Linked DNA regions of Homo sapiens: region 1 is linked to region 2. A link is a loop called in an ENCODE intact Hi-C map of the cell type or tissue named here. Cell type or tissue: PC-3. All regions are shown on one strand.

Region 1 (2,500 bases), 150 kb after region 2:
TTGAAGTCACATTGAGAAGCTCTAAATCTCGTTTTTTAAAAAACATTCAGCTGACTAAACTTTTCATTCTTTGGAATTTTTTTCTTTAACATTATCATTTCTACATTGTTAGTCAGCCATTATGGATTAACATTACTAGTAGAATACAAAACAACTACAAGAAATAGAGGACCTTGTGTACAATAAGCACTATACACTACTGATCTCACATAATACATAAATAAGATATCCAAAACTTTTTCTGAGAACATTGTTCATATGATGGTATGTATTGTTTATTGGGAGAGAGTGTAGGGGACTATCTGTTTTATACATTTTTATTGCCTGAAAGCTAAATAGTTCCCTGTACCATCAGATAACATACTTAACAATATACAGAAATATAGTAATAAATTTTTCTGCATATATTTGTCAACATATGTGTATTTGAGTCTATAAGAAAATATGAATGCCAACTGAGTAGCATAAATTAAGGAAGTGCAGATATTGATTTATTACCATATCTAATTAATTATTGAAGAAAAGGAAATTTGGAGAGGGGGATTATAAAAATTAGCTGAGTATCTACTTTGTGACAGTTGCAAAGTTATGCATATTTTGCCTACTACTTAATTTGATTTTTGCAAAATCCCTGAGTGGTAGATATGCTTATGTCCATTTCACAAGCAAGCAAAATAGCTAGGAAATATCATATACTTTCCAAAATATGATAAAAACTCATCTAAGATTTAAATCTGGGTCAGCCTGAACCCAGATCCCATGTTTTTTGTTTGTTTGTTTTTTTATGACATCATGTGATTTGCTTTTGTGAAATGATTAACCATCCAGCTATCTTAAGTCCTATGAATTTCTACATCTTTTGCTTTACAAGAAGAAGGAAAAGGAGGAGGAGGGAGAAAAGAAGGACAAGGAAGATAAGAGGATCAAGAGGATGAAGAGGAGAGATAAAGAGAAGGAGAGAGAGGTATGTGTTTGTATTAGAATCCATATCATGTGCAACAAAGTAATGTGAATATCATCTTATTTTACATTAATAAGCAATTAACATCAATTACATTTTGATTCAGATGTTTTTGAATCTTTGATTTAGGGTTGAAGATCATTGGTAAATTACACCAATTCATTCATTTAAAAATTTTCCCTATGGAGTAATGTTTATGGTGATATATAACTAAATGAATATAGATTATATTTGAGACATCAAAGGACACCAGTGTGTGCTGCATTAGTGGAGATTTTATTCATTGGAAAAAGACATAAGCCAACTCAGGCTTTCAGCAAACATTTGAAAAGACTGGCACAAAGATTTGGAGGCAACGGCTTAAAACAGGACTTAGAACCAAAACAGGTGTGCAGATATAGCCAGCGGTTGAATTTCTGGCAGTGAGAAACGAGGTAAGGATTTAGGTGCAGGAACTAGGTTGAAGGTCAATGAGTGAACCACAGCAAAAATGATAACTGAATCACTGGGTAGCAGGATTAAAGCTCCTTATATTCTCCCTCACAAAAGGAATGAAGAGATTTATAGAATGACGAAGACTTGGCAAACCTTGAGGGCTCCAAAGTATGTTGGATAACTGATCCAAGATCAACAAACTGGGCTGTTCCTTACAGAAGTGATTATATTCTCCATTTGCCTATGGCCCAAACCAATTGCAATGTTTATTTTGGGTTAACATAGATTATAGCATAAGACTCTATTATGGAAAACACAAAGATTATATCACTGCAATCAATAATTTTTCTTTTACCTGACTTCTACAAAATTTGTGAATTTCTACACAATTTTGAACACCTTTCTCTAGATCTCTAATTTATTTTCTGGATATGTTGAACCCCTTGCCTAAATGCAACTGAGGCAAACTTTTTTTTCCTTTTACTCAGATATACCAAAGAAGCAAATGCATTGTGAACTCTTCCCCTTTTTTACTGAGTTTCATTTTCTTTGTCTTTCTTTTTCTTTTTCTTTTTTTTAAGACCTTGTAGCAGTTTAATCATATGCCTTTGGAAGTTCTCCAGCACACTTGTAAAAGGAAATGACAAGCATCTAGAATAATTTATCCCTTTAGAAGAGAAAAACGCTATTTCTTTAGTTCCATCAACTAAGCTTTGACTCCACAAATTTAGGCATTGTCAATAGAGAGAAATTTCATCATCTCCTCCTAACCTCTCTACCATAAACTATATTTTCTCTTTTATACCTGATAGAAAATTATCTGACTTTATGTATATCAGTGATTATATATATATATATATATATATATATATATATATATATATATATATATTTTTATACTGGTCCTTGAGAAGTTAAGGTAATTCTGGGAAACAATAGGTTTATTTATGCTTGAGGTTTACATGTGATTATAATTTCCCAGTGAAGGTTATAAGAAAGGCATTAACTGAAACAACTTTTTTTAAGAGATGCTTTTTTTGGTATGCTTGTATATTTTTGACAAATTCTTTTTTGTTTTTAGATATGTGGAGATTTGATACTCAT
Region 2 (2,500 bases):
TAAGATATAGTGTCAACAATGATAGATATTTGAATTGAACATTTCTGGGTGATGCCAATTTACATGTGGCTGAAACAGAGTGAATGTATTGGTCACTGAAGTTGAGGATGTTGATGGGATAGAAGGTTTAAAAATGATTCAGGATAATGACAGTATTTATAATAAGAAGACACTCTGAGCTACTAATTAAGTCATTACTAAAAGATGTTAGGCATCTTAGAAATGATAGTAGGTGGTAATCAACTTAATTAGACACGGTTTCAATTGGACTTGCTGCTCTAAATGTAATTTCCACATTAGGGCAAAATGAATAGAACTTCACACTTGGAATGGAGGTATTATTATGGCAAATGTTTTTGTTTTCTTTTTCTTGATATAGATTTAAATTTCTTCCTCTATCCATGATGCTTTTCAAGCACCATCATCCATGGACATGTATACCGTTCTGTAACTTAATCAAAAATTACTTCTTTTTGAAAAAGTAATTTCAACTTTTATTTTAGAATCAGTGGGTACATATGCAGGTTTGTTGCATGGGTATATTGTGTGATGCTGAGGTTTGGAGTGTGAATGAATCTGTCATCCAGGTAGTGAGCAGAGATCCCTATCGGCCCCTCCTTTCTCCCTCCCCATTTTAGTAGTCCCCAGTGTCTATTATTCCCATCTTTATGTCCATGTATACTTAGCTCCCACTTATGAGAACATGTGGTATTTGGTTTTCTGTTCCTGCATTAATTTGCTTAGGATAATTTAGGCCTCCAGCTGTATGCATGTTTCTGCAAAGGATGTGATTTTGTTCTTTTTATGGCTATGTAGTATCCCATGCTGTACATGTACTACATTTTCTTTATCCAATCCACTGTTGATAGCATCTAAGTTGATTCCGTGTCTTTGCTATTGTGAATAGCACTGCACTGAATATATGTGTGCACGTATCTTTTGGCAGAATGATTTATTTTCCTTTGAGTGTACACCCAATAATGAGACTGCTGAGTCAAATGGTAGCTCTGTTTTAAATTCTTTGACAAATCTCTGAACCGATTTCCACAGTGGTGGGACTGCTTTACCTTCCCACCAACAATGTAAGAGTTCCCATTTCTCTGAAGCCTGGCAAGCAATTGTTATTCTTCCACTTTTTAAAGGCTATCACCATTCTGACTAGTGTAAGATGGTATCTCATTGTGGTTTTGACTTGTATTGACCTGATGATTAATGATGCTAAGCATTTTTATATGTTTTTTTTTTGCCCACTTGTATGTCTTCTTTTGAGAAGTGACTGTTCATCTCCCTTGCCCATTTTTAATGGGTTATTTGATTTTGCTTGATTTGTTTAAGTTCCTCTTAAATTCAGGATATTAGACCTTTGTGAGATGCACAGTTTGCAAATGTCTTCTCCCATTCTGTAGGTTGTCTGTTTACTTTGTTGATAGTTTCTTTTGCTGTGCACAAAATCTTTAGTTTATTTAGGCCCTATTTGTCAATTTTATTCTTTTTTCAATTGCTTTTTGGGACTTAGTCAAAAATTCTTTGCCACAGCTGATGTTGAGAAGGCTATTTACTAAGTTTTCTTCTAGGAGTTTTATAGTTTTAGATCTTACATTTAAATTTTTAATTCATCTTGAGTTAATTTTTTATATAATGAAAGGTAGGGGTTCAGTTTCATTCTTCTGCATGTGCCTAGCCAGTTATCTTACCTCCGTTTACTGATTACGGAGTCCTTATTGCTTGTTTTTTATTGTTTTGTTGAAGATTCGATGGTTATAGGAGTGTGGTTTTATTTCTGGGTTACCTATTCTGTTCCATTTTTCAATGTGTCTGTTATTGTACTAGTACCATGCTGTTTTAGTTACTGTAGCCTGATAATGTAATTTGAAGTTGGGTAGCATGATGTCTCCAGCTTCAAAAATCACTTCTGATGAAACCCATTTGATAGCAAAATAAGGAAAATAATAATGTCATATTATTCACTTATATTATCAGTTATCTCTTTATTCTCAAACAGCCCTAACCTAGTTAATGTTCAGCTGTAAAATGTATCTGGAAAAAAACATCTCTTGAGTTGTTGCTTTGAAACAATTAACACATAGTACTCTTCTAGTATAACACTAATATGGTCTTGGAAAGTATACACAGTAACAAGACTATACTTCAACAACAACTGCAGATCTCAGTGGCTTAACACAACAGTTTTTTATTGCTCTTCATATATGCCAGATAAAGGCTGGTGTACACACATGTGTGTGTGTGTGTCTTAGGGGATGTTCCACTCTACAGTCCCATGGTCACTGTTTGATGAAGAGACCCTGTTTGATGATGATCCCAGCATTTAGAATGCCAATGGTATCGGTGCTATAGCAAGAGAAAAAACAGTTGAAGAGTGGCATTCTATTTCATCTATGTTTTGGAATGGAAGTGATACCTAACACTTCTTCCCACAGCCCATTACTCAGAACTATTTTTGTTGTTTCACTTAATAGGGGGTGGGTAGAGTGGAGAAATG

The links. A loop is a pair of places that touch in the nucleus more often than their neighbours do. Peaks named below come from ENCODE experiments on the same cell type or tissue, not always from the same donor. Only the 100,000 strongest peaks of a DNase experiment are listed, where the experiment ranks them.
Region 1: a loop joins it to region 2, with 2.7 times the contacts of the local background. A loop is called at or near these places in 1 of 110 quality-filtered maps.

The regions. Positions count from the first base shown.
Region 1 is chr6:48,610,552-48,613,051 of GRCh38, reverse strand. No RefSeq gene overlaps it. Among named protein-coding and RNA genes, the nearest start is that of PTCHD4, 500 kb to the right of the region's middle. In PC-3, no CTCF peak of the experiment used is centred here; a DNase peak (open chromatin) is centred at 1,531; H3K27ac peaks cover 813 bases.
Region 2 is chr6:48,756,543-48,759,042 of GRCh38, reverse strand. No RefSeq gene overlaps it. Among named protein-coding and RNA genes, the nearest start is that of PTCHD4, 650 kb to the right of the region's middle. In PC-3, no CTCF peak of the experiment used is centred here; a DNase peak (open chromatin) is centred at 1,152; H3K4me3 peaks cover 374 bases; H3K27ac peaks cover 2,270 bases.